Regions from separate parts of the Homo sapiens genome. Here region 1 is linked to region 2. The links are chromatin loops, found by intact Hi-C in ENCODE. Cell type or tissue: MCF 10A. All regions are shown on one strand. Each heading gives the region's core, and the rest is flanking DNA. Links, peaks and the distances in the headings are about the cores only. Region 1 overlaps UBIAD1 (UbiA prenyltransferase domain containing 1). Region 2 has its middle 11 kb from the start of FBXO2.

Region 1 (5,373 bases), core at 117-5,116, 360 kb before region 2:
GTGAGGCAGGAGAGGTAGGGCTGGGCCACAGGTGAGCCAGGTTAAAGATCTGGGACTTTTATCCCCAGGATGAGTGGTTGATAAGGGTTTAAGTGTATGTTGGGGGAGGGGGTGGTCAGATTCCTTTATTTATTTATTTACTAATTTTTTTGAGACAGAGTCTTGCTCTGTCTGCCAGGCTGGAGTGCAGTAGCATGATCTTGGCTTACTGCAACCTCTGCCTCCAAGGCTCAAGCATTTTCCCTGCCTCAGCCTCCCGAGTAGCTGGGATTACAGGCGTGTGCCACACGCTTGGCTAATTTTTGTATTTTTAGTAGAGATGGGGTTTCACCCTGTTGGCCAGGCTGATCTGGAAGTCCTGACCTCAGGTAATCTGCCCGCCTTGGCCTCCCAGAGTGCTGGGATTACAGGTGTGAGCCACTGTGCCCACCCAGCCAGATTCCTATTTTTAAAGGTTCACTCTAACGCCTTTTTAGAGATTAGATTAGGGATGGAGAGGGGGAGGGGTTATGAGAGGGGAAGCTGATAGACCAGTTTGGAGGATGTTGCAGTATCCCAGGCATAAGATGACCATGAGGTAGATTTGGTAAGGGGGATGGAGGGTGGCCCCGGGGATGGAGAGAATGGATAGTTTTGAAGGAAGTGGGTTAGACAGGCTTTGAAGTAGATGAGCAGGACAGAAACAGGAGGTAGGGGTGGTTTAGTTTCAATCTCATAGGAGACAGAGGAGGAAAGCAGCATTATAACTCTCCTGTCCTCGCTGTTTTGCTTATCGCAGGGGTGCAGGTTTAAGGACCCCGAAATTTCACTGAAATTCACTGGCCGTTTTTAAAACCAGAAGATGCCTTGAGATTGTAGGGGAAGGAGGTGGAAAAGTAGAAGGCCAGAGTGGCTATTCTGTGAGGGATTGATCTCACGGGGTCTTGCAGGGGTTGGTGAAGGGTGAAAGATAGCAAAGAACTGGATTCTAAGACCTTTAGATCCTTCCTGGGCTCTCCCATTGAACTAAGAGTATAGTGGGTGCCTAGTGTGCTATGTTGCAGAGCTCTGTTGGGGGACAGTAGGAAGGGAAACTTGGGTATGAACCTGGGAAGAGGGACTTGAGGCCTCACTGGGCATTCTCTCTGCACCTGTGGCATTGGAGAAGAAATCAGAATTTGCTCTGTGGGGTTAAGGGATGAAATGAGTGCCCACCTGCACAGTCTAAGGATTTACCATTTTCAGCCGGAAGTGGCCTGCCTCTTCACTGGTGAACAGTCCCTAAATTTCCAGCCTTGGTCTCACACCAACTCTCTGGATTTTCTGGCCGCAGGAATTGGATTCAAGTACGTGGCTCTGGGAGACCTCATCATCCTCATCACTTTTGGCCCGCTGGCTGTGATGTTCGCCTACGCCATCCAGGTGGGGTCCCTGGCCATCTTCCCACTGGTCTATGCCATCCCCCTCGCCCTCAGCACCGAGGCCATTCTCCATTCCAACAACACCAGGGACATGGAGTCCGACCGGGAGGCTGGTATCGTCACGCTGGCCATCCTCATCGGCCCCACGTTCTCCTACATTCTCTACAACACACTGCTCTTCCTGCCCTACCTGGTCTTCAGCATCCTGGCCACACACTGCACCATCAGCCTGGCACTCCCCCTGCTTACCATTCCCATGGCCTTCTCCCTTGAGAGACAGTTTCGAAGCCAGGCCTTCAACAAACTGCCCCAGAGGACTGCCAAGCTCAACCTCCTGCTGGGACTTTTCTATGTCTTTGGCATCATTCTGGCACCAGCAGGCAGTCTGCCCAAAATTTAAGGGGACAAGTAGCTCCCCCCACGACATGTCTCCCTTTCTTAGAATATATTAAAGTCAGAGTCTCTGAGGAAGGAATGTGATTTGGCAGTCAGGGTACTAAGCATGGGTGGGAACTCCTGCCTTATAAAAATTGTTTTTGTGTTCTTAAAGATAATATGTTGTTTTTCTGTTTTTTGTTTTTTCCATTTTATGGGGAATTTAAAAACCATTCTTGTATCAGAAGGTGAATTAGGCGCATGGTCTTTGTTTTATTAATAATTTCCACTAGAGGGTGTTCTCAGGTCACTTTGCAGTGAAGTGGACTTAGTTCCTCCTTGTTCTGTACAAAATGTCTCCAGACTTTGTAAAGGAGCTGCCCAGTTTGGCCTCCTGTCCCGAAAAGACCCTAATAACTAGGCAGAGTGTTGTCCTGCTTTCTTCGTCTCGTAGGATGTGCTATGATTGGTGCCAGGCCTCACTAACACAGGGGCTACCTGTCTCTTATTCTCAGCACCTGTGTCCTGAGATACGCTGCCTGAGACAGAGAGAGTCCCTCATTAACAGCCTGTGTGGCTGTCAGCTTTTTGCCTAAATTGTGATTCAGATGCTTTTGTTCTCTCTCCTTTCACTTATTGCCACAGTTGAGGAAAAGTGTCAGATTACCCTGCAGCAAGACAAGCCAAGGACTGGGAGGGAAAAAAAAACCACTCTGGAGGCAACTGAGAAAATCACTGCTTTTGGATAGGAATCAGTAGGGTGGCTGTTTTCCCTTTGTTGAATCTACTAGAGTGACAGGAAGGACTCCCAGCCCTTTCAGTAACTATCAGGAGCCCTGAAACGGTAGAGGCACTGCCATCCTTGTGGGATACTCAAAGCCCACAGGGCTTTTCCCTCCCTATTGCATCTTCTGATGCTCCCCACACCTACCCTCCACCTCTCCACCTCTGTGGTGTTCCCATTTGTGTGTTTCCCATCTGTGGAGCCAGACTGAGCAATAGCTTAGCAGCGAGTCAGGGACAGCTGCCACTTTCCACAGAGCCACAGGATGGGCAGAGCAGGGACCCAGGGAATGAATAGCCAGTGGACAAACAGTCTTGAGCTCTGTTCAGCCAGAGTGATGGGCCCTGCCAGTTAAGGGGCTGTGTCTTCATCCTTGAAGACAGATGTGCAATATTGACCCTGCCTCTCCCCAGGGCTTTGTGGAAAGATAGTTGAGGGCTTTAGTGAGATCACACTCAGAGTGGGGCAATTCCAGCATTTATCCTGGCTGCGTTTCATTGCATTGTCTGTGAAGTATAATTTCTGGGCCAGAATTGCTCAGTTGCATTTGATCCAGGACTATAGATTGGAAATGGGTCATCATTGTTTTCTGTTGTGATTATAGCCATTCTAGTAGGCGTTTAAGGTCATGGCCTGCAGAAAATGATGTAAGAACTAGTTCTTAATCTTTCAGATCAAGCTAATGATGATATGGAACCTTGAGTTCGAATTGATTGGTTTACTTGGAAAAAAACATGTTTGAAAATTGCAAAAGTTCCGCCGGGCGCGGTGGCTCATGCCTGTAATCCCAGCACTTTGGGAGGCCGAGACGGGCGGATCACGAGGTCAGGAGATCGAGACCATCTTGGCTAACACGGTGAAACCCCGTTTCTACTAAAAATACAAAAAATTAGCCAGGCGTGTTGGCGGGCGCCTGTAGTCCCAGCTACCTGGGCGGCTGAGGCAGGAGCATGGCGTGAACCCAGGAGGCGGAGCTTGCAGTGAGCTGAGATCATGCCACTGCACTCCAACCTGGGGGACACAGCAAGACTCCGTCTCAAAAAAAAAAAAAGAAAAAGAAAATTGCAAAAGTTCCTCTAAAGTTAAATCAAAGGTGGTTTGTCTAGCAGAGAGCCAGAATCTTCTAATAGTGGGCAGAGCCCAGAGACAAGGGGAAGAAAGATGACCTTCTCCCCAGTCCTTCCCAGCACCATTTTTGTTTCACACCAGGCTTGTGGCATTTTGGTGCTCACAGGGGTTTTGCCTTCTGACCTCTCCTTGGAGTAGGCCATTCTCATGCAGGGCTCACCCTGAGGCAGGAGGACCAAGGGCTCCCTGCGTCCACGGACCACGTATGCCTTGGTGGTCACTCCCATCGGGGCTATCAGTTCTGCACTGTGCCCTGGTGCGGATTTTAATGCATATTTTTATATATAAATGTTCCCAAAGGCCAAATTTGTTGCCAGGTTTTATACGCAGGTCACCATAATTTGTATTATGTTCCCTGAGTCAATGAAGGTTTTCTTTAGACTTCTTAATTAAAAAGAGAAGAAAGAAAATGTTCACCAATGGTCTGGCTTCTGGTTTTTGCTTTCCTCATACTTACTGTCTGATTGTGAACTCTGATTTGTAAATCTCAGGGAGACCAAGGCAGTGACATTGGACATTCAGGCTGTGCAGAGGGGCACCTGGTCTTTGGTGATGAGTTTGGGTAGGGTTTGACCAGATTCGACAGGCCTTTAGAAAAGGCAGCAGGGACTGGGCATGGTGGCTCACGCTTGTAATCACAGTAATTTGTGAGGCCAAGGTGAGAGGATTGCTTGAGCCCAGGAGTTTGAGACCAGCCTAAGTAACGTAGTAAGACCCCATCTCTACAAAAAAAATTTTAAAAAGTTAGCTGGGCGTGGTGGTGCATGCCTGTAGTCTCAGCTACTCAGGAGGCTGAGGTGGAAGGATCGCTTGAACCTAGCAGGTCGAGGCTGCAGTGAGGTATGATCACGCCACTGCACATCCGCCTGGGCGACAGAGCGAGACACTGTCTCAAAAAAAAAAACAAAACAAAAAACGTTGAGGGCTGCATGTAGCTACAGTGGATTTGCCAAGAGCCAGTCAGCAGTCAGGCCAGATTAACCTCGTTTCATTTTTCTTTTTCTTGATAGGGTCACTGTGCTGCTAGATGGAGAACATGAGGTAGATTGAGTACATGTGGGTTTCAGCTAGGCATTGGACAATATATCCTATGAACAAGGCAGAGAGACGTGGGATGGATAACAGTGGAGTTAGATAAATTCCTGAGAGACTGAGCAGGCGGTGGGAGAGAGCTAACTGATCAGCATGTCAGTGGCAGCTGGGAAGGAGCCCTTAGTAGCAGTTGGAGCCCTGTCCTCTGCCCTTTGCTCCGCTGGATTCAACACCTGTTATTAATGACGCGGATGAGGCAGCCAAAATGAAAGGTTTCATGAACCTTGGAGGAAGAGCTTACAAAATGACAATTAGGAGCCTCATAAATCAAAAGGCTGCTTTGATGGGTCAAAAGAAAAATGTAGTGTGAATAAATACAAAGCAATACACTAAGGTCCCAAAATCAACAGCATAAACATCAGAGAGGGGGAGAGCCATGATGTGACAGCCATGGAGATAGGGGGGTATGAGTTTTCTCAGTGACTGGAATCTGACATCACTTGTCTTTATTTATTTATTTATTATTTTTTTTGAGACTATGTCTCAGTGTCGCCTGGGCTAGAATGGAGTGGCGTGATCTCGGCTCACTGCAACCTCTGCCTCCCGGATTCAAAGCCATTCTCCTGCCTCAGCCTCCCCAGTAGCTGGGATTAC
Region 2 (5,373 bases), core at 111-5,110:
TTGAACACACCTATCACATGGTGAGTGCTCAGCGTGTGCTGAGATAGCATAGATTGTAAAACTGGACTTTGAGGCTACTTTTGCCATGCTCAGAAAATAAAAAAAAATAAAAAAAAATTAAAAAAAAAAACCTCATCAATCCGAGTAAATGAAGCAAACTTAGATCTGGATGGGAGGGTAGAGTTTTCTTCACAGTAGTAGTGAGGTAGGTGAGTTGCCAAGAATTACCAAGAAGAATTTCACAAATCACACACAATCCATTTACTTCTGGGAGTTATCAGGATGTGGGAGAGTCTGAAACGGAACTTACTGGACCAGAAATAGCATTTGATGAGCGTTTCATTCATCCGGCCAGCACACACTGAATGCCTTCCATGTGCACGAAGCAATGTGCAGATGAGGAAAGGGCTCAAGCTTTGGGGGCCATGGCGACAGAAGCCCCGTCCCAGCCAACTCTGCAGCCTACAGCTTGGTGACCTCGACCAAGGGCCCCACCTCTCTGAGCCTCGGTTTCCTCTTCAATAAATTTTGTGATGACAAAATAAAGCCTCCCGAGGAGGCTGCTGTAGGCAGTCGATGAGATAATGCAGCAGTAGACCAACAAATGTTGGTTCCCTCACCTTCTGGCAACGGCCCACAGCAGTCAGGCCACTCCATTCAGCTTCACTGTCTTGTTCCAAGAATCTAGTGGGTGCAGGAACTGGAGGCACATTAGTGCCTGGGAGTATCAAACCAGGTTGGCAGGTGAGGATCGTAGGTTCCATTTGTGTGGTTGAGGACAAGGGGCAAAGCCAGGTGAAGCCCAAGTGTTTCTGTCTCTAATTATTTTTATTTTTATTTTAGAGAAAATCTCACTGCCACCCAGGCTGGAGTGCAGTGGTGCGATCTCTGCTCACTGCAACCTCCATCTCCCAGGTTCAAGCGATTCTCATGCCTCAGCCTCCCAAGTAGCTGGGACTACAGGCGTGTGCCACCAGGCTCAGCTAATTGTTTTGTATTTTTGGTAGAGACGGGGTTTCACCATGTTGCCCAGGCTGGTCTGGAACTCCTGACCTCAAGCAATCCACCCGCCTCAGCCTCCCAAAGTGCTGGGATTACAGGCGTGAGCCACCGCGCCTGGCCATGTTTCTGTCTCTAAACCCAAGCTGTTAACACTGGACAAATGGCCTCCCTGATTCCTAGGAGAGGAAGGGAGGAAAAAAAGCAGAGTGGGGAGGAAGCCAGAGACCCCTGAATGCAGCTTCATTCATCAAAGGTGACCGCAGAAAGGCAGGGGAAGGTCCCAGGGGGCCTCGGATGGACATGGTCAGGGGAAGGTCCCAGGGGGCCTCGGATGGACATGGTCAGGTGGCTGGGAACTTCCACAGCGTTCCCCTCCACGCCTTAGAAACATCACCTCTGTGAGTGATTCCAAGCTCTTTGCACCCTCCTCCTTGGTGCCAGCCCCCTCCTTCATTCTGGCAGTTCTCCCTAACATCTACCTGCAATATTTCCTGCTGCATGACCAGCAGACCCCAGTGGCAACCCTAGCGAATGGCCCTCAGCCCTGTTCCATCCTGTCTGCAGAGCTCCTAGCAAGCAGCTCCTGGCTCCAGGCAGTAATCCTACTGACAATTAATTGGCTTTTGTTGGAGGAGAATGAATACCATCTCATCTTAATCTTCTTCATTATTCTCCTTGTTCAGCAGAGTCAACACAAGATTAGGTTTAATTTACGGTGGTGGGAAATAGCAAAGTCATTATGCACCAGGAACTCAGGATTGGATCTGTCTGGGTGTTCTGTGTTCACTGCAGGCCTGGCACCATCAAGCAAGGCCCAGGGCTCTGCCGAGGTGGAGATGGACTTGGGGGGGTTCTAGACTCCCAGACCTACTTGGAGCTAGATCCCAGGATACCACCAGCCCTCCCTAGTTGGGAGGGGCCCAGCTCTGGAGGGGAGTCCAGCCATCCAAAGCCCTTGCTATGTGGCCTGGGGTGAGACCCAGGGGCCTCCCAGGCCTTGGAGACCTAGCCTCCTAAATGTTTCTCATACAGCCTCTGGGGTCAGAGCAGCACCAAATCCCAGCCCCTGAAGAGCCAGGCTCAGCCCCAAACAATGGGAAGAGACCAGGACTTGGATTCAAATTCGACTTTTCCTCCGCAGAGAAATGGGCAGGACAGACACAGCTTGGGGACAGCCTTGACAATGCTGACACCTAGTGGTACTTGGAGGAACTGGCCCTTCCCTCCCTCTATGTGCACAATTGAATATACCATGTCCACAACTGAATACACCGCGTACACAAAAATCCAGATTTTTAAGGTAAAGAAACCAGAGGCCAGGTGCAGTGGCTCACGCCTGTAATCCCAACACTCTGGGAGGCCGAAGTGGGCGGACCACAAGGTCAAGAGTTCGAGACCAGCCTGACCAACACGGTGAAACCCCGTCTCCACTAAAAATACAAAAATTAGCTGGGCGTGGTGGCGCACGCCTGTAGTCCCAGCTACTTGGGAGGCTAAGGCAGGAGAATCATTTGAACCCGGGAGGTAGAGATGCAGTGAGCAGAGGTCGCGCCACTGCACTCCAGCCTGGCAACAGAGCGAGACTCCGTCTCAAAAAAAGAAAAAGAAATCAGAAAGGGGAAGAGGGACTTTTCCATTACCAAATTGTTAAACATATGTTTCCACTGAGAAATCTAAGAGGAAATTCATTTTACCTTCCCTGACCACTTAGCCAAAATAGCCCCCAAACACCTAGCATCCCTCCTACTGCCTGGGGTAATGGTACGCACAGACACTCTGGAGCCCAGTGTCCTCGTCATCTCCAACTCTTTCTGCTCTTCCTCACCTGGGAGCCCCCAGCTTCTGTCCTTGCTCTGTCCCCCAGCATGTGGCCCCTTCTGATTCTGTACCCCAGCAAAGTCATTAAAACTTAAGCTGGTGAGGCAGGAGAATCACTTGAACCTGGGAGGCGGAGGTTTCAGTGAACTGAGATTGCGCCATTGCACTCCAGCCTGGACGACAGAGCGAGACTCCATCTCAAAAAAAAAAAAAAAAAAAAACAGCAACACAACCCACAACTCCCCTCTTTCCCTCCTGCGGACTGAAAATGTTTGCTTGGCTCTGTGAAAATAATGTTAATTAAAAGTCTATATACACATATAAAATGTCAATTTAAAGAAAAAAAGACTTAAGCTGGAAAGCCAGCTTCAACTCCTTATTCATTGCATGACCCTGGCAAGCTACCCTGCATCTCTGAGTCTTAGCTCTTTTATCTAAGGGGGCCACTGCACAGATTAAATGAGCCTGTGCACTGAGCTCATGAACTGGCGCTCTAGGTCCTCAGCAAATGCCTGTCATCGCCATCATTGCTGCCATCAGCATCATCACCATCATCATCATCCTGATCATCCTGCTACTCTTGGGAAATTTGGTTTCATCAAACAAGATTGTCAGCAGCTGATGTCTAAACCCCCATCCCTAGCTCCTGCTGAACAGAGCAAAGGTTTTTCCTTAATGGAAACGATATCATATCTGCTTCCTAGAGCATTTATATCTTATAGGGCAGAGCACATAGTAGGTCCTCAGGAAACTCTCTGGGTCACCTTCCTACATCTCCAAGCTCACGTCAGATCACCTCCTCACTTGCTCACTGCTCCAGCCATGCTGGCTGCCTTTCTGACCTGTGAATAAGTTCATTCCCATGTCGGAGCCTTTGGCTGCCTCTGCAGTGCTCTTTCCCCAGAGCCGTATGGCTGGTTTCTCGTCATCATGTGATTCAAGTGTCACTTCCAGCCAGGCGCCGTGGCTCATGCCTGCAATCCCAACACTTTGGGAGGCCAAGGCAGGTGGATCACTTGAGGCCAGGAGTTCAAGACCAGCCTGGCCAACATGGTGAGACCCTGTCTCTATTAAAAAAAAAAAAAAATTAGCTGGGCATGGTGGTGCACGCCTGTAATCCCAGCTACTCGGGAGGCCGAGACACAAGAATCGCTTGAATGCGGAAAGTGGAGTTTGCAGTAAGCTGAGATAGCACCATTGCACTCCAGCCTGGGCAACAGAGTGAGACTCCATCTCAAAAAAAAAAAAAAAAAGTCACTTCTTCAGACAGGTCCTCCCTGATCACCCCAACCAAAGTAGCACTCCTGCCCTCACTCTCTACACTACAGAGGCCAAGTGCCTAAGTGGCTGAGTAGAATTCCAGTTCCCGCCTGGCGTGATGGCTCATGCCTGTAATCCTAGCGCTGTGGGAGGCCAAGTCAGGTGGATCACTTGAGGTCAGGAGTTCAAAACCAGTCTGACCAACATGGTAAAACCCCATCTCTATTAAAAATACAAAAAAAAGCTTAGCCAGGTGTGGTGGCGGGCGCCTGTAATCCCAGCTACTCGGGAGGCTGAGGCAGGAGAATTGCTTGAACCCGGGAGGCAGAGGTTGCAGTGAGCTGAGATCACGCCTCTGCACTCCAGCCTGGGAGACAAAGCAAGACTCCGTACCAAAAAAAAAAAAAAAAAAAAAAAAAAGAATTCCAGTTCCATCACTTCTTAGCAGTATGGCCTAAGGCAAGTTGCTTAATCTCTCTGTGCTTCAATTTTATTTTTCTTTTCTTTCTTTTTTTTTTTTTTTTTTTTTTTTTGAGACTGAGTTTGGCTCTTCTTACCCAGGCTAATTTTTGTGTATTTTTAGTAGAGACAGGGTTTCACCATGTTGGTCAGGCTGGTCTCGAACTCTTGACCTCTGGTGATCCACCCACCTTGGCCTCCCAAAGTGCTGGGATTACAGGTGTGAACCACTGCACCTGGCCCAATTTTCTCATCTGTAAAAATGGAAGTAATCACAGTTTCCACTTCGTGAGGTTATTATGACAAATTAATATAGATAAAGCTTTTAGAGTAGTGCCTGGCTTATTGATGAAGGGCTATCTCATGTGGGTAATTATCTTGTTCACTCATTTAGTTGCTTGTGTTATGTTTCTCCATCTAGACTGTATATTCCAAGAGACCAGAGACTTTGTTTTGTCCCTACCTTACATATAGTAGGTGCTCAATAAATATCAAATGATTAGGAAGAACTGGCCAGGCACGGTGGCTCACGTCTATAATCCCAGCACTTTGGGAGGCCGAGGCAGGAGGATTGCTTGAGGTCAGGAGTTTGTGACCTGCCTGACCAACATGGCAAGACCCTATCTCTATAAAAAATAAAAATTAGCCTGGTGTGGTGGCACGTGCCTGCAATCCCAGCTACTCAGGAGGCTGAGGTGGAAGGATCGCTTGAGCCCAGAAAATTGAGGCTGCAGTGAGCCATGATCACACCACTGCACTCCAGCCTGGGTGACAGAGTGAGACCGTGTCTCTAAAATTTTTTTTTTAAATTTTAAATAAAAAATAGGATCATAG

What was found. Hi-C counts contacts between places; a loop is a spot of excess contacts. Peaks named below come from ENCODE experiments on the same cell type or tissue, not always from the same donor. Only the 100,000 strongest peaks of a DNase experiment are listed, where the experiment ranks them.
Region 1: a loop joins it to region 2, with 13 times the contacts of the local background. A loop is called at or near these places in 15 of 110 quality-filtered maps.

Annotation. Positions count from the first base shown.
Region 1 is chr1:11,284,332-11,289,704 of GRCh38, forward strand. It overlaps UBIAD1 (UbiA prenyltransferase domain containing 1), which reads left to right. Exons shown (of 2, transcript NM_013319.3): 2 at 1,313-4,103. The coding sequence ends at 1,800. Among named protein-coding and RNA genes, the nearest start is that of UBIAD1, 14 kb to the left of the region's middle. RefSeq lists a silencer at 4,828-5,010. In MCF 10A, for the core only: a CTCF peak has its summit at 2,074 (motif pointing right); no DNase peak of the experiment used is centred there.
Region 2 is chr1:11,640,413-11,645,785 of GRCh38, forward strand. No RefSeq gene overlaps it. Among named protein-coding and RNA genes, the nearest start is that of FBXO2, 11 kb to the right of the region's middle. In MCF 10A, for the core only: a CTCF peak has its summit at 2,198 (motif pointing left); a DNase peak (open chromatin) is centred at 2,189.